Regions from separate parts of the Homo sapiens genome. Here regions 1, 2 and 4 are each linked to region 3. A link is a loop called in an ENCODE intact Hi-C map of the cell type or tissue named here. Cell type or tissue: endothelial cell of umbilical vein. All regions are shown on one strand. Region 1 overlaps LINC01992 (long intergenic non-protein coding RNA 1992). Region 2 overlaps NOS2 (nitric oxide synthase 2). Region 3 holds the start of LOC105371712 (a long non-coding RNA gene). Region 4 has its middle 4.6 kb from the start of NOS2.

What was found. Hi-C counts contacts between places; a loop is a spot of excess contacts. Peaks named below come from ENCODE experiments on the same cell type or tissue, not always from the same donor. Only the 100,000 strongest peaks of a DNase experiment are listed, where the experiment ranks them.
Region 1: it touches region 3 in a loop (3-fold over the local background); 2 of 110 quality-filtered maps call a loop at or near these places.
Region 2: a loop joins it to region 3, with 20 times the contacts of the local background. A loop is called at or near these places in 12 of 110 quality-filtered maps.
Region 4: a loop joins it to region 3, with 16 times the contacts of the local background. A loop is called at or near these places in 66 of 110 quality-filtered maps.

The regions. Positions count from the first base shown.
Region 1 is chr17:27,984,979-27,989,978 of GRCh38, forward strand. It overlaps LINC01992 (long intergenic non-protein coding RNA 1992), which reads right to left. Exons shown (of 5, transcript NR_146896.1): 2 at 3,787-3,892. Among named protein-coding and RNA genes, the nearest start is that of LINC01992, 4.2 kb to the right of the region's middle. RefSeq lists a cis regulatory region at 1,792-2,348. In endothelial cell of umbilical vein, no CTCF peak of the experiment used is centred here; DNase peaks (open chromatin) are centred at 593 and 2,083; H3K27ac peaks cover 4,241 bases.
Region 2 is chr17:27,757,683-27,762,682 of GRCh38, forward strand. NOS2 (nitric oxide synthase 2) reads right to left here. Exons shown (of 27, transcript NM_000625.4): 23 at 3,462-3,549; 24 at 2,941-3,062; 25 at 2,348-2,496; 26 at 1,199-1,393. Among named protein-coding and RNA genes, the nearest start is that of NOS2, 40 kb to the right of the region's middle. In endothelial cell of umbilical vein, a CTCF peak has its summit at 2,554 (motif pointing right); no DNase peak of the experiment used is centred here.
Region 3 is chr17:28,249,914-28,254,913 of GRCh38, forward strand. It overlaps LOC105371712 (a long non-coding RNA gene), which reads right to left and starts at 912. Exons shown (of 2, transcript XR_934641.2): 1 at 665-912. RefSeq lists a silencer at 1,462-1,511. In endothelial cell of umbilical vein, a CTCF peak has its summit at 1,906 (motif pointing left); DNase peaks (open chromatin) are centred at 1,448 and 1,878; H3K4me3 peaks cover 364 bases.
Region 4 is chr17:27,802,675-27,807,674 of GRCh38, forward strand. No RefSeq gene overlaps it. Among named protein-coding and RNA genes, the nearest start is that of NOS2, 4.6 kb to the left of the region's middle. RefSeq lists promoters at 1-5,000, 1-5,000, cis regulatory regions at 419-554, 1,213-1,352 and enhancers at 2,789-3,083, 2,811-3,858, 3,050-3,070, 3,394-3,453, 3,484-3,723 and 1 more. In endothelial cell of umbilical vein, a CTCF peak has its summit at 2,940 (motif pointing right); a DNase peak (open chromatin) is centred at 2,977; H3K4me3 peaks cover 290 bases; H3K27ac peaks cover 295 bases; H3K27me3 peaks cover 274 bases.

The sequences.
Region 1 (5,000 bases), 260 kb before region 3:
TCAGGGCTGTGAAGGGTCAGTGGGCCACGTGAAATTCCAGGAAGGAACAAGGCTTCAGGGGTGCTGTCCTTGGCTGGTTCCTACAGCACTTCCTTCCTTGTACCCCGCAGAGCCTTTGGCATGTAGAGTCACGTGTTCATCTAAGTACCACTGATGGTTTTGATTTTCTACCTGAAGAGTGCACAGAAGCTGGCCTTGGACAATAAAAGCAAAGGCAAAGGTGCCCGGAAGGAAGGATCAGTGTGAGGAGGGTATGGAATGGTGCATGCAAAGTACCAGCACAGCGCCTGGCACAGTGTAGACTCCTCACACAGAGGGCTCTCCTCCCTGCCCCCAAGGAGATCTCAGAGGCCCCCCTCCTGCCAAAGCGGCATTTCAACTCCTCGCATACACTTGGGCTTCAGTCCATTACACAAGGAAATTTGGCTTCATTTATATAAAGGGGCTAATTACCACATGAGACATAATTACAAGACAGGAAATGGATTTATAGATGCCGTCAGTGGGAGGGGAAGTTGCAGCGGCTGCTTGGACTGCTCCGTGCTCCTAAGGGGCTAAAGCTGTCCCCAGCGGACAGGATTCTTGCCCTGGGAGTTCTTGCTTTGCTGAGAAATGTGCTCTTAGAGAGGTCGGCAGTACTACAGATTTCTGGAAATCAAATCTAGTTCTGTCTCTGAATTTGTTCCACAATTGGCAATGTATTCCCACAGGTTCTCTTCACACAATAAAAATCATACTTAAGAATGTAGTTAGTCTTAAACATTAAAAGAGAAAGATAAGTCTTATGATAGATTCCAAAACTAGCCCAAAGGAGAAATGCTGGGTAGAAACTGTACAGCACTAGTATCTGCTCTTCTTTGAGGTTAGATGAACCCTGAGAAAGAGCTATATTTGCCAGACACGGTGGTGTGCACCTGTAGTCTCAGCTACTTAGGGGGCTGATCGCTTGAGCTGAGGCATTCAAGGCCAGCCTGGGCAGCACCCTTTCTAAAAGGGGGGAAAAAGAGCTATATGCCTGCTAATTGACCTAATAAATAGTCCCTTATGATTTCATTTTTCACCTTAAAACCATATATCTTAATTTAGACACACATACACACACAGAAACAGACAATAGGCAGAAGTGAAAAGGCCCTTCCTCATTGATAACCAAAGATAAGCAAATTAGTACTAGCTAATATGTGGGGAGCACACTCTGTGCCAAGCACTGAGCTTTGCTGTCTTATTTGTTCATCTTCACAACAGTCCCATGAGGAGGGTGCAGTCATAATCCTCAATTGATAGCTAAGGAACTGAGACTTAGGAAGGTCAACCAAGGTGGCCAAGTCCATACTGTAAATGCCAGAACAAGCGTTTGCACACCACTTGTCTGAACACAGAGCCTGGATTCTGAAGAACAATGAGAACATTTCTCAAATTAACAATAATATATTCTCAAGAATCTTAAAAATAAAAATTTTTCTATTTAAAAAAAATTTTTAAGAAAAGAATCTTAAGACTATCACTCCCGGAGACCGAGCATTTGACTCCTGATCACCTATCTTTATGAAATAATCTAAAAAAATGGAAAAAGTTTAATGCACAAAGATCTTCTGAGCAGAGTACCTTGATTATAATGGGGAGAAATTGGAAACTAAATGCTTAGCAATGAGGGAGTGGTTACATAAACTATGGTACATCCATAAATGGAGTATTATTCAATAATTAAACTGATGTCGCTAAAGAGTTTATAACAACGTGGGCAAAAGTTTATGTTACGTGGAATAAAAATAGCAGGATTCAAATATGTATGCGTTACGATCTCTACAAAAAAAAAATACGCAAAGAAGGACATCTAGAAGGAAATGTACCAAAATGTCAGTTTGTCTTTTTTTAAGCATAATTATGACTGTAAGAAACCATTTTCTGTCTTTTGTGACAGCTCTTTATTGTTTGCACTCTTAACAGTGTTCCCCAGGCCCTGCCCACGCCTGTGAGTACTTTATGGTGAGGTCTTGCTTATCTTTCCTCACAGATGTGCATTTCAAAGAACCACTATCATCATAATTTAACATTCCTGTAAGTGTTCACACAATGGGCTTCCCTTAAGCAGAAGATATCTGTGCCAAAGTTGCGTCCTTTGTCCTGGCTGATGACATCAGGTACAGAGTAAGGGACCCTTTTAAGACCAAGGAAAGGAATGCCTAAGGGTCAGGGCTACAGGTACTATGAGTCTCCTCCATAGCTGAATGGTCACTGGTTCATTTATTCATGCACACCACAAACTTGTGCTGCGTGCCTACCATGTGTCAGGCAGCACCAGTTTGGGTTCTGAAAATGTAGAAATAAAAAAGCCAGGCCAAGCATGGTGACTCATGCCTATAATCCCAGCACTTTGGGAGCCTGAGGTGGGTGGATCACTTGAGGACAGGAGTTCGAGACCAGCCTGGCCAACAGAGTGAAACCTTGTCTCTACTAAAAATATAAAAATTAGCCAGGCTTGGTGGCACACACCTGTAATCCCAGCTACTCAGGAGGCTGAGGCAGGAGAATTGCTTGAACCCGGGAGGCAGAGATTGCAGTGAGCAGAGATCACGCCACTGCACTCCACCGTGGGTGACAGAGTGAGACTATGTCTCATGGAAAAAAAAAAAACCTGTCAAAACTTTGCCATGTGGCTCTAAAAGCATCTCTGCTGATCACCTAGGAAAATCCGAAGACGCCAAGGCCAAAATAAGTAACTGAGGCTCTGTGGCAAGTCATTGGCTGGAGAAAGAACTGGAAACCAAGTCAGGGCCAGGTACGATGGCTCACGCCTGTAATCCCAGCACTTTGGAAGATGAAACGAGGGGCATTGCTTGAGCTCAGGAGTTCAAGAGCAGCCTGGGCAGCATTGTGAGACCCCAGTCTCTACAAAAAATAAAAAATTAGCTGGGCATGGTGTACACGCCTGTAGTTCCGGCTATCTGGAAGGCTAAGGTGGGAGAATTGCTTGAACTCGAGAGGTTGAAGCTGCAGTGAGCCGTGATTGTGCCACTGCATTCCAGCCTGGGTGACAGAGCAAGACCCTGTCTCAAAAAAAAGAAAAAAAGAAGCCAAGTCACCCAGCACTTTGCACTGGGCAGAAGGGGATACGAATTCTCCTTGCTGGTCTAAGATAGCAGCCTCTTTGTAAAAATAACAGTAATAATAATCAGTTCTGTTGGTAGTTTCTGGTGCCTGTGGTGGAATGACAAGGACACTAGCATAAGTGGCTTGTCTTCCATGGGCCAGGCTTGTGCCTAAGACTGGTCTTCCTAACACAGATGGTCCACCAGGGTGGTTGATAGGCTTCGGTCTGTCTAGAAGCACCATGCTGCTCCTGTGCTTCCAACCCAGGAGGACGCATCACACCCCCACACCACAGGGAGTTCCACGCCAGGGCAGCGTGAGAATCAGACAGACCTGGGTTCTGCCCCCTACTCAGCCACTTTCTAGCTGGGTGGCCTTGGGCAAGTTTGCTGCCTCTTCTGAGATATAAGGTCCTCAGGAGAGGGGTTGTTGTGAGGAGGAAATGGGATAATGAAGGAAAAACCTGAAGCCACAGCATCACTTGAGGCATGTTCAGCTTGCTCTTGGAATTTGGTTCCCTCATTCTCCCCAAGCCAGGTCAGAGGCCTCCAGGCCACTGTCTCCAAAGGCCCCTCTCAGACAAGAGCACTGACCCAAGGCCTCTCTCGAGCAGTCTGCTCACCTGAACGGCCCATGAGAGACAGTCTGCCATTTTAGCCTCTAACACCCACTGCTTTCTGAAGCAACAAGGCCTACCTTCTAAGACACCTGCATTAGTGGAGAGATATCTGCCATCCTGGCAAGGCAGCTGGGACCCCAGATTCAGACCGCCAAGAGTCTTGGGCCTTCAGTAGTCGGAGTCCTGTAATGAGACAGAAGCAAGAGCTCAAAGGCTCCCGCGATGCAGCCTTGGCCCAGAAGAGGATTTCCCTGTGGAAAACTGCTGGAGTGCCACCACAAGGCTGTGGGACAATAGAGAAGGGCCCGGGAGGAAGGAGTGGAGAGAAAGGGGGAGAAACAGAAGGTAAATCTCTGGAAGGACAGTTGGGGAGGAGATACGTGTATGGGCTTCGGGAACAGAGGAAAAAGGGTTTTGCTTGAGTGACCTTGGCCAAGTGTTTAAAATCTGTGTTTGTTTGGCTGCCAGAATGGAGGGAGTGACACTTTCTCTTGTGCAAAAGGTATGCTCTGGGCCCAAAGATTCAGAGGGGTGTTCCTAAGGAAGGCCAGGTGGCTCACCAGACAGGCATTTCCTTTCATCAACTCACCACAGTCCAGAATCTGTGCATGGCCTGAGAAGCTCCCAGACCTGATTTATTGGCATATGGATGGTTCACGTCTCAGGAGTTAGAGTGTCCAAGAGCACAAGAACTGGAGCATAAATCCCAGAAGGCCAGGGAGCAGACTTGATGGGTACAATGGCTCAGGGAGTATCTCCCACCCAGAGGCTTGGCATCCCAGGGACCTATGGAAGTGTCTTGCTTGTGAAGCTTGGAATAAGAGTCTATGACTTGCTTTATTGATCTTAATCAGGGTCCCCTGTCTAAGTGGCTTGTGGGCCTCTCACCATCCTTCCACAGCATTGCCACAGAAAGGTAGGTCTCTATTTGGTTAGCCTCCCTGTGTTCTCTTCAGTGTTTGGGCATCACCAAGTTCTTTGGGTTTCCTTTTCCATCCTACCAGGCCAACCACTTGCCTTCTGTTCTCCCTGCCTTTCCCAAAAGAATGGAAAGCAAATTGCTTGGTTTCCACTTTGTAATTACACTCCTTTTGGGAATGTCTCCCTGGTCACCTTGAATGGCACTGGAGGTAGCGGGGAGGGAGTCTCAAACTCTTAAGTCACATCTTCACAGACTGATTTTTATTTCACTGTAAGTGGCTGTTCTCACCCATTGTGTAAAATCTAAAGAGTCTCGTTCTCAAATGGAAACTTTATTTTCCATACCTTCATGCTCTGGGTAGGGGAGCCC
Region 2 (5,000 bases), 490 kb before region 3:
CTGATGAACAGCAGCATACTGAAGGCTCCCAGAAGTCTTGTAGTAAAGCAACGTGTTTGCCTTGCCTTAACTAAGCATGTCCCAGGCTATTCGACCTTGGAATCTTTTTGATGCCAACTGTCTACCGACCCACTGAACACATTTGGGGAAATGCCTGTTATCTCCTCACTGTTCTTCAAACACGCCAGCTTAACTCCCACCCCCGGGGCCTTTGTACCTGCTGCCCCTCCAGAACAGCCCAGAGTGTTTCCTTCAGTATCCACAGGGCTCCTCCTCACCATCTCAGGTTTATTCTCAGATGCCACCTTCCAGCTCTGCCTTCCCTGGCCACCCTATTTAAAATTACACTCCCCAGCGTTCCCTGGGCTGTTTCCTGCTGTTTTTCTCTGAAGCACTACACCTCTTTCTTGTCTGGGTTTGTCAGCCCCAGTAGAATGTAAAGAATTTTTGCCTGATTCATTTACTGCTCTATCCCTAGCACATAGTAGGTGCTCAATAAATGTTCAGTTGAACGTATGAATGTGTCTTAGGGAGAGTATGGAAGTGACAATCACAGGCTTTGGAACCAGAGAGAGGCAGACTGAACTCTAGGCTCTCACATTTACTGCTGTGGTCCCCGTAGGCCCCCTTCCCTCTGTAAAAGGGGGTGCCTCCCTCATAAAGTCCTCGGCAGGACTGAATGAAATGTCACATGAGAATCCTTGGCAAGCAGTATGCCCAGTGTAAGCCCTTGATAAATATCACTATTATCTTCATCAATAAAATGCAAGCCCTTCCTGCTGGGGGGATGAGGGTGAGCAGACACCAGCCTGGGTGTAAATAAGAAGTGTGAGGTTCACACGAGGCTGACGGGGGGCAGCCTTGCTCTCCCCTGTGTTCACAGCCTTGCTTTGGCCACACAGATACTTTCTGAAAGGGGGGTTTGGGGAGAGGCCAGGGAGACTCTCCTGCCCCCATTCTACAGATGGAAAAATGGAACACATTCACCCGACTTCTCAAAGCTGCCAACTGGTCCAGGATGTGCAGTAAGGCCATCTGACAGCCCACCCAGCTCAGATCTCAGCCACTGCTAAGATTCTCTTGGGGTCCAGAACCTTTCTGGGCCTGATTCCCCTGGGTCTACCTGCCACCCCTGGTCCTGGCTCCAACGGCCTGTGCCCTTGGCCGGCACCTTCAGCCCACACACCCACTACTATACCTTGAGCTGAAAGAAATAGTCCTCGACCTGCTCCTCATTCAATTTCAGCTTGGCAGCCACCAGCTGCTTCAGGGTGTGGGCCACGTCCCGGGCCATGCGCACATCCCCGCAAACATAGAGGTGGCCTGGCTCCTTGTGGAGCACACGGAGCACCTCGCTGGCCAGCTGCTGCCGCAGGATGTCCTGAACATAGACCTGAAACCAGAGGAAACAGTGGGTTCAGTCCTCAGCTGCTCAGGACAAGGCTTGCAGGCAGGCCTGCTGGCCTCAAGGAGGCGGGGAGAGGGGCACTAAGGGGTGAGGAGTGAGTCCCCTTCCAGCCAGGACCTTGCAAGGGGCCAGGCTCAGGATGAGGTGCATGGATGCCCCTGGGGCTCGGCTGGGATTAGAGAGATAAATGCTGGACACAGTCCTGCCCTCGAGGGGCTGACCATCCAGTGGGGATCCCAGACTGTCTCTGAATTTGCCATGCTTCAAAAAGGCATCAATGAAGGCAGTCCCCCTGCCCAGGGCTCTGCCTACACCCCAGAAAAGGGAGCCTCTCAATGCAGTCTACCCATTAGGTCTCTGCAGGGTATGGATCCCGGGCTCCCCAGATACAAGGTCCAGGAGTCAGTCAGGGACTCTCTGCTCCTGCTCCACACAGGATGCCCAGTGGCCCCAGCACTGGGCACAGAGCACTGGGCCCAAGAGGTGCCCTGATGGGACAAATGTGTGAAGGCCGAGAGTCTATTCTGACACCCCAGGCTCAGGGGGTAACGCGGCCCTGGGGACAGAAGAGCCCCTCTGATGGCCGTGGTGGAAGCATCGGCCGCCCTCCAGCCTTGCAAGGCTTGAGCGTAGCCAGCCTGGACCACCTCTCCCCGGGCAGTCGCGTGTCCCAGGGGGCCTGCTGGGGACCTTCAGCAGGCTGGGCTCTGGGGTTAACCCGCGTGTGACCTAGGTTAGTCCTGAACCTCTCCAGGTCTGTCGCTTCTGCTGTATGAGAGGGTGTAATGCTCTTCACAGCATCACTCTGATGGTTGTGAATTACCAGCATTTTCGAGCTCAGGAGGTGAAGGCTCGGGGAGGCGAGGGGCCTGTGGGGACCCAGGGCTCACAGTGGAGCTTGTGTGTGTAATGCTTCACCTGCTTTGAGGCTGCATTTACCTTGGGCTTGCCAGGCAGGCGGGAATAGGCTGTGTGCACCGCATGCAGCACCCCCTTCTGGGCCATCTCCAGCATCTCCTCCTGGTAGATGTGGTCCTCATCTGGGCGGCGGCACCCAAACACCAAGGTCATGCGGCCTCCCCGCACTCCTGCAGGAGTCCCGGGCTGTTGTTACCATGTTGGCCACCAGAGGGCGCCAGGGCTCCAAGCCCAACTGGAATTCTCACTTCACTCCCACTAGCTATTTAATAGCATTATCCCCACTTTACAGATGAGGAAACTGAGGCCCAGCGCATTCAGATCACTCATCCATAGTCACAGAACTGAAAGTGCGGATGCAGAATTCCCTCAGCCAATCGGAGATCAAAAGCAGGGACTTTCCTGTTACCTCCACTCCCAGGAGAGGGAGCCCTGGCTACTATGCGGGAGACGGAAAGGCAGCCATTCTAACCCGCAGAGGCCCGCACAGGGAAGCAAACTTGGGAGGCCTTCCCTCGAGAGAGGTCAGGAACCGTTTGTGGGGCTGCAGTTCTGCTCCTAGGCAGGCGCTGGCCCCCTGGTGCCCCTCCCACCTGGGAAGCCTCCAGCCTTACCCTTGTGCTGGGAGTCATGGAGCCGTTGCTGCCAGAAACTGCGGAAGGGCGCGATGCCTGTGCCAGGCCCGATGAGGATGCAAGGATGGGAGGGATCCTCGGGGAGGTGGAAGCCGCTGGCACTGAAGAGGACAGGAGAAGAGGGGGCCAGTCCTCAGACACCCCAGGCCCACGCACACACAGGATGGCTGGGGAGCTGGGCCTGTGGGAGGCGGTCGTGAGGGGGTGGAGAGGACAAGAAGCTCCTATTTGATTTCCCACGTCCTGCAGGCTGCTTCACTTCTGTCCAGGCACCAGCACCTCCCCCAGGTCCTTCTGTAAAAGGGCCAAGCTCACTGGACTCTTGAGACCCACCTGTCATCGCTGTCCCTGCTACAGGCAGCCACACCAGTGTGACCCCAGTGCCTTCTTTATGGGCCAAGGGGCTCCGAGCGTCTCCTAAACCCCAGATCCCTCCCTTTCCTCCCGGAACTCCCAGGGGTCGGCGGCCCCACAGGGGACAGAGTGGAAGGGGTGCTTACTTCCGCACAAAGCAGGGCACTGGGTCTTGGGGCTTCAGGCTGTTGAGCCATGTGCTGCAGACGCCGTGGTGCAGGGGACCCTGGCCATCTGCAACGATACCACAAAGTGACCAACGTCCCCCCACTGCCCATGCGCAAACTGTACCAGCTGCTCCGCCCACACCACGGCCCTCCTTGGACGCCCCCACTCAGGCACTCTCAGGACTCAATGAGCAGCTGTTTGTCCTCCTGGTTCTGAGATCCACCCTCTGTAAGCGCGGAGCTGAGGAACGTTGAAAGGGACTTAGAGAGGCTGCAAGTTGCTCCTTCTGCCCAAGCAGAAACTGAGACGGGGAGAGGAAAAGTGACTTGAAAAAGGTCACTCAGGTCGTGGTGGAATCAGGTGGACAGCTCAGCTTCCCTGACTCCTACTCCAGTGCTCCTTCCAAAGACTTTCTCCGGGAACACTCCCAGCTCACCACTGAGCTCCACTGACAGCAGCATGAAGTGGCCCCTCAGGGTGGCTACTGCTGTGCGTGCTCATGAGCGTGGCCCTTGCTGGTAGCAACCCTGGGTGGTGGATGAGTTCCGCGCATTTCAGCCTGCTCTGGCACCTTGCTTTCCTCCTCAGTGGGCCCTCCTGGGCTTGTAGAAACCCAGGAGGTCTCTCTGGGTTGTGTTCCCTTTACAATGGCCCAGCACTTGAGGAAGGCCTCCAACCAACTGCAGAGGTCCCCCTGGTTTTCCTCGGGATTAAACTTTGATCTCACAGGACACGTCTGCCTCTCCTCTCCTGGTCTGGGTGGCTGTTCTCTAGCAGGGCAAATAGAGTCTCTGCCAAGGTTTTAGAAACTGTGTTTTTGCTTCTTGAGGACAGAGGGCTCGGAAGTGTGGGCAGCTCCCAGCTTTGCCAACCCAGGCAATGCTCAGTTACAGAGGGCAGGGCAGGGGGCAGCGGCCAGTGGTGGAGCCGAGACCACCTGGACGAGATGTTGGCCTCCCGCTCTATGGCAGCGTCACCCCCTGCTCTGCTTCCCTCAGTGACCCTGACCTTTCCTTCTTGGCTTCAGCACAATGAAAATCATCTAATTATTTCTATGCCTATCTCTCCACTGCCGCCTCTAGATGCTCCCTGAGGGCAGGGCTGATCTCTGTTGTATTTCCATACCCACCCCAGTGCCAGGCACCCACTGAATAGCTGAGTGAGTGAATGAATAATCAATGCAGAATCTCCCCTGCGTTCAGGCTGCATGATTGGGAAGACTAAGAACCACTGGCCTCCTACCAAGGGTTGAGTGCTCTTCACATCTGATCTCATTAAATTGTCCCAAGAGTAGTGGGACAGTGGAGTGGTGGAGGACTTGGACTCAGCAGTTAGACTATCCAGGTCTGAATCTCAGCTCTCCACTTACTAACAGTGTGACTTTCTGTGCCACCTGTAAAATGCACACAGTGCCTACCCCACAATGTAACTGATCATATACATACAGAAGGCTTGGTTTAGTGCCTGGTTCCTAGAGATCTCTCCCACACACCTCCTAATACTGTTAACAACTCTGG
Region 3 (5,000 bases):
CAGGTCCACCCCTTCCCCCGCTCTGCTCACCCTAGAAGAGCTTAGAAGTTCAGGAGGCAAAGGCGGCCCCCTATACTCTGCACGGTAAGGGGCAAAGGCACCTCTTTTTGTTGCTGTGCCAACTCTGACAGCCCAAGCTGGGCTGTTTGGTAGAAACTTGGGTGAGGTGGGACTGGGGGTGTGTCTAGCTGAAGCTCTCCTTTGAGGTTCCCACTTCTCTCACCTCTGCCCTCCCTCTGCGTTGGAGTCTCCCCTACGCTAGTGGTGGTGTGTGGGGTGAGGTGGGGGAAGGTTGCTGGGGGAGTGAGGGGAGGACCCTTCCACCCAGCAGCTGAGGTTTTTTCTCCCACAGCAGGAACTCCAGGGTTCCCCCTCCCCATCGAAGGACTGGTCCCTCCCCGGCCCACAGAAGTCACTGAATCAACAGAGATTTGTCTTTGTTGTTTTCGCTGAGGGGGATGAGGAAGGGTTGAGGCCCCTCTCAATATAAAAGGGTTGGTGGAGGGCCAGGCGTCTGGAGGCCAAGCCCCAGCCTGGAGAAGGAAGCCCCAGGGCGCCAGTATCTCCCCGCACGCCCACCCCCGAGGGCTTCCTCTCGCTCCCACCCAAGCTGCCCCCAGTCCCGAGGCCCTTAGTTCGGTGCCGACCGTACAGGCTGTCCTACCTGGGGCCCCAGGAGGTTGGTGGTCGGGGTTCCGAGGTGTTCAGCCACTGGGGTTTCGTGGTGGTCCATGGAGGGGGTTTCGTGGCTTTCGGTGGGGAGGTGTTCGTGGCGTTTGCAATTTTCTTGTGGTTTTTAGATTTCTTTGTGCTGAGAACACGTCTTTGCAGCGGTCATGAGGCTGCTCCCAGAGCCCAGCTTGGGCCGCGATGCGCGTGGGGGTGCCCGGCGGCGTCCGTGTCCCCCCGCACCCTCCGTCGTCCTCCCTCCCAACCTCGCGCCCTCCGCCGGATCACCTGCTGTTGAAGAGCCTCCCCACGTACTTCTTTTTTTTTTTTTTTTTTGAGACGGAGTCTCGCTCTGTCGCCCAGGCCGGACTGCGGACTGCAGTGGCGCAATCTCGGCTCACTGCAAGCTCCGCTTCCCGGGTTCACGCCATTCTCCTGCCTCAGCCTCCCGAGTAGCTGGGACTACAGGCGCCCGCCACCGCGCCCGGCTAATTTTTTGTATTTTTAGTAGAGACAGGGTTTCACCTTGTTAGCCAGGATGGTCTCGATCTCCTGACCTCATGATCCACCCGCCTCGGCCTCCTAAAGTGCTGGGATTACAGGCGTGAGCCACCGCGCCCGGCCCCCACGTACTTCTTGATCGAGCCTAAATTCAGCCAGCTGGCGGCCCTGGACTGCTGCGGCACCTGCAGCCCCTCGCCCAGGGCGCCCTCCGGCGGCAGCAGCACCCACACGAGGCCGGCCACGACCAGAGCGCATGAGCAGCGCAGAGCCCGCGTCTGGAGGGGGCAGGGCGGACAGAGCCGCGGGCGGTCACGTGACCCCACGGCTGGGGTCGGCGCGATCCCTGACGGTAGCTTGCGGGTGTTCCGCGCCGTGGGCAGCCTGGCGTGCAGGGGCGCTCAGCCGAGGGACGTGGCTATTTCTGGGACACACACCAGTGCACGGACGCCCTAAGGGACATCCTGGTGCCCAGGGGAATGGTGCACACCTGGACATGCCCGGTGATGCACGCAGAAAGCATCGAGGTAAAAATGAACGGGGAGACACCTCTAAGGTGTACGCACGAGGACGGCATAAAACCATTGGTCAGCTCCCTAATCTCACCGACCTCTCTCCCGCAAATTCCTTATCGCCCTCCTTTCTCCCTGCCCTTCCCTCAAAGTGTCAGTCAGGTTGTCCTCAGCCCAGAAGACTCTTCCTCCAGACATCCTCATGGCCGGCTCTGTCGCCCCCTGGAGGCATTAGCTCAAAATCCACCTTTTAAATGGGTCTTATCCTGACACCCCTGTTTAAAATTGCAACCCGGCAGCGTGCGGTAGATGACGCCTGTAATCCCAGCACTTTGGGAGGCCAAGGCGGGCGGATCACTTGAGCCCATGAGTTCGAGACCAGTGTGGGCAAAAGACAGAGAGCCCTGTCTCAACAATTTAAAAAATAAATTTAAAAAAATTGCAACTCAACCCTTCATCTTGCTTTTTCTTGCTCTATTTTTGCACTTTCTTTTTTCTTCTTCTTCTTTTTTTTTTTTTTTAGACAAGGTCTTGCTTTGTTGCCCAGGCTGCAGTATAGTGTAGGGATCATGGCTCACGGCAGCCTCAAACTCCTGGGCTCAGGCCATCCTCTTGCTTCAGCCTCCCAAGTAGCTAGGTCTACAGGTGCACACAACCATGCCCAGCTAAATTTTAATTTTTTGTAGAAATGGAGTCTTGCTAGGTGGCCCAGGCTGGTCTCAAACTCCTGGCCTCAAGCGATCTTCCTGCCTTGCCTCCCAAAGTGCTGGGATTACAGGTATGAGCTGCCACACCTGGCCTGCACTTTCTAACTTATATATTCTATATTTATTATATTTATGTCCGATCCCTTCCCAGCGGCATCTCCTCCCTCAGTGTAGGCGTCATTAATTGCAGCTGGGCTCTTTGCTTATTTTGTCTATTGATGGATCACAAGCACCTAGAACAGTGCCTGGCACTTAGCAGATACTCAATAATACATATTAAATGAATGACTAACAGTTACACACAGGAACGCCAGCCTGATGATTCACACACCCAATGCACAGAGAATTTTGTGCCTGCAACACACCATGATTCACAGACTACGATGCCCATAAACATGATGCACACCCCCAGAGCTCCTAAGCCCCTCAACCCTCTTTTAACCGGGAACTCCACTCATCCCCACCATCCCAAGCAGGGATAAGAAGCCTTAGTAGCTGTCCTGACCATCAGAATGGCAGACGAGGCTGCCCTGGCCTAACCCCTTCATGCCCTTAGTGAGCCTGAGGAGGGCCCTTGGTGTCAGCCCCCATCCCCAGGCTCCTAGAGAATACAGCTGATAGGGGGCCCAAACATTACCATGGTGCTGGGCAGGTGCAGAGGAGCACAGCAAAGCGTCTCTGGCCAGGACCTGAGTCCCTTTATATTCCTAAGGATCCATGCCCCCTTTCCCGCTAAAGTTCCACTTCCAGCGCAGCCTTCTTTTCCTCCCCCTGTGTCATGACCTGAAAGTCCGGAACAGAGAGAAGGTGGGGGTGGAAGCACATGGGCTACCAGCTGTTCTGACCAGGGCACAGTCCCTGCCAGGGGCCCAGAGGTGTGGGTGGCAGAGGCAGGGAGGCCTGGGGAATAGGGTAATGTTTTGCTCCAAGTATACAGATCCAAGGAGAAACTGGCTCTGGGGTTGAGAGGGGGCTGTGCTTTTCCCAGGGGCTACTGTCAGGGAGTTATGCTGAGACCAGATGCCCCTCCCCATCTGGCTAGATCCAAGGTGCCTCCTTTCCTTACAGGGCTGCTGTGGGGTCCCAGCACCCCTTATTCCCCTTCCCTAGGCCTGCTGCCATGGGGAAGGGGTGGGGTTATGGTTTCTGGTTTCAGGATTGCAGGCCCCACTGCACAGCTTGGAGATTTTCTCAGCCTGCCTGGCCATTTTGGAGCCCCTGAGGCATGACCTGCTAAGCCTTCTGGAGGGTGGTGGGTCTTGACTGCTTGGATGATGAACTTAGGCCTTGGCTGCCTCAGGCCACAGAGCCTCAGCTGTGTGGCCTGTCAGGTCGCCTCTACCCGTTCAATATTGCCACCTTTCTGGGGCAAGGTTGTGAAATGTGCGCCGATTCTTCGTGCCCACCCCAACCCCAGAAGGGGCACACTAGGAAGAGCAAGGGCTTCTGGGTAGGAATCCTAAATTCACTACCTCCTGGCTGTGTGACCTTGATTAAGGGACATCATCTCCCCTGAGCCTCCACATCCTCATCTGTGAAATGGAGCTGGTTAGGACTGTTGTGAAGATGGATTTGGATTATGTAGCTCAGCCTTTGGACAGCTCCTGGCACATGCTAGATGATTAACAGGCGTGAGCCCCTCCATTCATGAAAGAAACGCTTTCTCCCATCTCCACTTCTGAAAGTGTCTCATCTTCTGGCCTCTTCTCCTTATTAAAACCCGCTCCTGGCCAGGCATGGTGGCTCATGCCTGTAATGCCAGCACTTTGGGAGGCTGAGGTAGGAGGATTACTAGAACCCAGGAGTTTGAAACTAGCCTAAGCAACATAGAGAGACCTTGTCTCTACAAAAAATTTTTTAAAAGCTAGGTGTGGCCGGGCATGGTGGCTCACGCCTATAATCCCAGCACTTTGGGAGGCCGAGGTGGGCAGATCACCTGAGGTCAGGAGTTCGAGACCAGCCTGACCAACATGGAGAAACCCAGTCTTTATTAAAAATACAAAATTAGATGGGCGTGGTGGTGCATGCCTCTAATCCCAGCTACTCGGGAGGCTGAGGCAGGAAAATCTCTTGAACTCGGGAGGCAGAGGTTGCGGTGAGCCAAGATCGTGCCATTGCACTCCAGCTTGGGCAACAAGAGCAAAACTCCATCTCAAAAAAAAAAGCTATGTGTGGGTGGCACATGCCTGTAGTCCCAGGTACTGGGGAGGCTGAGGTAGGAGGATTGCTTGAGACTGGGAAATTGAGGCTGCAGTGAACCAGGATTGCGCCACTGCACTTCCAGCCTGGGTGACAGAGCAAGACTCTGTCTCAAAACAACAACAAAAACAAACAAACAAGAAAACCCTGCTTTTGGTGGGGGTGTGAGAAACTCAATGTCAATGTCACTGAAGTTTATGGGATGGCTCAGTAGCCAAGTGAGACCAAGACTGCATTTCTATGGAGCCAATAATCTCTAGAAAAAGAAATGAGATTACCATGAAAAAATTCCATAGTACAGGGTGGGAGGAGATATCTAGGGACCAGTGTACCCTAAATACCAGTAAACAGGCTATTCCTTATTCCCATTAGTCACAGCCCAGTGCTGAACATCCCCCCGCCCCTACAAGAG
Region 4 (5,000 bases), 450 kb before region 3:
GAGAAAAAAAAGCAAGTTTGTTAATGTCTGTGATGCACACCACGCAGGAGAAGCCTCAGTGAAAGTAACTCAATGCTGCGGCTTAGAACTCTGGCTTATGGAGCATCTGCCATGAAGAGCAATGCATTTTAGAAAGTGACAAGATGGCTGGGCACGGTGGTTCATGCCTGGAATCCCAGCAATTTGGGAGGCTGAGGTGGGCAGATTGCTTGAGGCCAGGAGTTCGAGACCAGCCTGGGCAACATAGTGAGATCCAATCTCTACAGAAAAATTGAAAATAAATTAGCTGGGTATGGTGGCATGCCCAGCTACTGTAGTCCTAGCTACTCAGGAGGATCAGGTGGGAGGATCAATTGAGTCTGGGAGTTAGAGGCTGCAGAGAGCTATGGTCGCGCCACTGCACCCTAGCCTGTCTCAGAAAAAAAAGGAAAAAAAAGAGGGAAAGGAGGAAAGGAAAGGAAAGGAAAGGAAAGGAAAGGAAAGGAAAGGAAAGGAAAGGAAAGGAAAGGAAAAGAAAGGAAAGGAAAGAGAGAAAGAAAGAAAGAAGAGAAAGGTGACAAGACGAATGCAGTTGTAGGCTTCCAGGGGTGGCAAGCTGTGAGAAGGTAAACATGTGGAAGTGAGCTAAGGAGTAGGATAGCAAGGTTTGTTTGTATTTGTAGATGGCTCTGGTGCCATCTCTGAGCTGATAAAAGTTATCTTCTCATCTTGATGCTGGGAAAGCATCTTTCTCCAAGGAATGTTTATGGCTTGCTGCAGGCAGGACAGGGCAGTTCAGATAGCCCTCTCTCTAGCTGCTCTTTCTCAAATGCCTTCAGCTGGAGATAATCAGGATGCCATATCGGCATATCTGGGCGTGGCATGTTCTGGTTTCCTTTAGCCTGAAAGGTCCCAGGTTCGAGGCACAGCTTCACTGCTGACCTACCATGTGATCTTGGAAAAGCCACTTCTCTCTGGGCCTGACTTTTCTCGTGACAAAAGGTGATAAAAATAAAAGTAAATAAACGAGATACAAGAAAATGCTTTGAGCCATTGAGCAAAAAGTCAGCCAAGTAAGAATTTATTATCCTTGCTGGGAGTCAGAGAGTAACAATTTCCCTTTTGACAAAGAGCAAGTGGATGCCAGGACTTGCCTTCTGAAGTATCCTTCCTCAGACAGGTCCCCGTCCCACCACAAACACCTGCTTTTAAATTCCCGGTCCTCTCTCTCCCTTTGTAACATTAAATTCATGTATGTATTTTTAATTTTTAATTGGAATAAATTTCACATAACATAAAATTACCAATTAACTATTTTAAAGTGTAAAATGCAATGGTTTTTAGAATATTCACAATGTTGTATAACCATGACCACTATCCCAATCCTCTCTTAACCGGCAAATAGGAAGAGGAGGAGAGTAAAAATAGTGATAATGATTGTGATGATACACAGAGGTTAGGAGACTCACCAAGGTCACACAGCAAACAGCCTTCAAGCCGGGACAAACAGTGAGCTTCTGGTACCCTCCCCAGAGCGCCTGTCTGCAGGGTCCAGGGCTGGCCCCCTCCTGGAGGTTGGCAAGTCTCCTACGGCTTCCTGGGCCTGCACGGCTGCCTTCTTCTTGGCCCTGCCCACCCAGCAGGCCGCATTCCTGGCCTCTTCTGATGATGGATGCAGCAGGTGAATTCTGCTGGGGAGAAATCAAAGAGCACCTTGAAGGGCAGGCGGGGGACAGGTGGGCCCCCCGGAGGGTGGCGATAGAGGTTCCGAGGCTGCTGTGGAGAAATGCCCTCCTCCCTGCCTTCCCAGGCTGTCCTAGGCACCATGCTGACAGCAATCAGCACGGGAATGTCTTGGGCTCATTATCCTGGAATTGATTTTCCACTGGATTGATTTGATCTGTTTCTATGCCAGGCTGTGAAGATGGTTCAGATCCAGTTAGCCCTCGGAAGTTAGCAACTTTGAAGGCTTTTCTACAAAAACAATTGATCAGAGCTAACGTTTACTGAGCAAGGCACTTAAACATACCAAGCATTTAATCCACACAACAGTCCTATGGGGTGGGAATGATCACTAGCCCCATTTTATAGATGGGGAAATTGAGGCTAAGCAAAGCCAAATGACTTGTCCAAGACCACACAGTCAGGTGGTGGCAGGGCTACAACCCTGGAGTCCCAGCTTGCACTTGCTCTGGTGCTTGCTCCATAAATACAGCCAGGCCCTGGGCTTTCCATTTATTATCTCAGTTAATCCTCCAACAACGTTGTGTGGCAGGTACTATTATAATACTATCCCCAATTCACCAATAAGGAAACCGAGACACAGAAAGTTTGAGCGACCAGCTCAATGTCACTCAGTTTGTAAGTGGCAAAGCTGAGGACTGACCCAGGTCTGAGACCTTGACTGGACCCCACTTGTGCGCCCACTGTGTGCTTACCCATTTTGCTACAGGTGAGTACACCCAGGGGCAAGGAGAGGTGACAATGAGAGAGTGGGAAACTGAGATCAAGGTAGGAGCTGAGGATTACCTGGGGTTGAATGTTCTCCCCTCCATGTCAGTGTCTGGTGCCAGCTCTGTGCAAGGCCATGGAAGGAGGAGACGGAGTTCCTACTGTGTGCCCCGCCTCACAGAAAGTGATAAAAATTTTATTTTAGAAATATATTTAAGGTTTAAAGAGAGCCAGTTTAAGGTAAAATGTTTAAGCAAATAACAGTATAGGTGCATGCAGATGTGACACAAATGATAAAGGTGGGACGTGAAGGAAACACAGGGGCGTGGCTCTTACTCTCTATTTGTGTGTGTGCATGTCCCGTGGCGAGTCACGTGTCCTGTGGGGCCTTCACTCCACTCAGCTGTCAAAGGAAGGCATTGAGAAGAGGCATTCCTGGGACCCTCCCGGTTCTGAGGCCCTAACAAGCTCAAGTCCCCAGACCGTGAGCCCTATGTCATTTGTCAAGTGACCACTGGAGGGCGTGAGTCACACAAATTCCAGCAGCTCCGAAGCTGAGGTCTTCCCCGGTTTCCACCACCTTGCCTGACTCGGAGATGACGGAAGTGAAGTGAAGGGATTTTTACTGGAAACGCCCGGTGGTCACTCCAGGATGGACAGGCCCAGGGTGGACCAGGAAGGTGGACAAGCTTTGCTGAGTCCCTGGAGTGTGACTCAAGCTGGCTGGTGCAGGCCTGGCACTTTGCTGCTGTTTCTTTTAAAAGCCTCGTTTCTTGTCAAGCCTCCCCAGAACACCCTCCCTTCCCTGCCCTCCCGTTTTGCTTCCTGGGTGCCCGTCCTTCTAGGCGGAGAAACAACAAACAGAGTGGCACCTGGGGTAGTCCCAGGGTGTGATGGTTCAAGGGGCAAGATTCAGGGGCAAGTAGTGTATCTGGGAAGTGCAGGGGACATCAGGAGGGGAATGAGGAAGTGAGACAGAGAAAGGGAGGCAGCTGGTAAAAGTACTATAGGGCAGCTTTCACGATTTGCAACCAGACTCAGCCCCACCAGGGAACTTGAAAAATGGTGCAGAAAACAGGGCTTCAAATGATCCCATCCAAGGGGCCAGGGGCTGGGCTACTGACCCAGCAGTTCCAGAGCATCACTCATTGAGGCTGCTCCCAGGGAGGTTAAATTCCCAAGGCCTGCTGTGGGCAGAGCAGCCTTCCTTGGTTCTGGGAAAGCCCTCTAGAATTCACAAAGTGCACTGGAATGAGACGAAGACAGACGTCACTGCTACAGGGGGTTTAGAATTGGGTCAAATGGAGGAAGAGAGGTACCTCCTCCCCAGGTACAGCCTCTGAGGGTGCTGGATGCTGATCCAAGAAGTTCTAAATGCCAAGAGCTTCAGCTAAGCCCACCCTCTTGTATCCTTCCCTAAGAAGCGCTGCATCTTTGGTTAGGCCACATAAGCCCTCCGGGCCTCCCTTTCCTCAGTTAAGGGTCTCTGAGGCCTTTCCAGCTGTGGTATCTGGGCTTTCTGAGTCTCCCCACCTCATACATATCTGGTCTTTGATGCTCTTGGAAAAGTTATCTTCCCCACCAGAGTGCCCCTGAAAGGCAGAATGTAGCAACGACTGGCAACTTCTGCAGAGCCTGACCACTGTGTGCACAGAGATGTCTGGAGCATCGCTCTCTACGAGAGCCAGAAACAACCCAAGTGATCAGCATAGAGAAAGGCACACCAGGCCAGCTTTATAGTGTACCATTACGTGGCCAAAAAAAAAGTGTATTAAGAATTTTTTGGCCAGGTGTGGTAGCTCATGCCTGTAAATTCTAGCATTTTGGGAGGCTAAGATGGGAGGATTGCTTGAGCCCAGGAGTTTGAGACCAGCCTTGCCAACATGGCAAAACCCTGTCTGTACAAAAAATACAAAAATTACAAAAATTAGCCAAGTGTGGTGGTGAACACCTGCAGTCCCAGCTACTCGAGAGGCTGGGGTGGGAGGATCGCTTGAGACCAGGAGGTCGATGCTGCAGTGAGCTGTGATTGTACCATTGCACCCCAGCCTGGGCAACAAAGTGAGACCCTGTTTCAAAAAAAAGGATTTATTTAGCTGGGCATCGTGACAAGCACCTGTAGACCTAGCTACTAACTGAGGTGGGAGGATCACTTGAGCTGAGGAATTAAGAGACCGCAGTGAGCTATGATTGCACCATTGCACTCTCCAGCCTAGGCAACAGTGAGACTCTGATCTCTTAAAAAAAAAAAAAAAGAGTCTTTATGATAAGAAATAATGTTCATGATATCAGTAGAAAAATGATAACCCCTAACATGTAAAATAAAGACAGAAAAAATGTGAGAAAAAAATACTAAAATATTAAAAAGTGGTAGAATTATGGGCAATAGTTATCTTTTCTTTACCCTTCTCTGTATTTGCTATCTGTGCATATGTTAGTTTTATAATATAAAAAGTGACTCCTTACTTTTTGAAATACTATCTCAGACGTGTGGCTGTGCCAGTAATTCACCTTTCCCAAAGGAAAAGAGCCTCTAGCACCCATTTTCATTACAGGAGGCACAGAGAGGG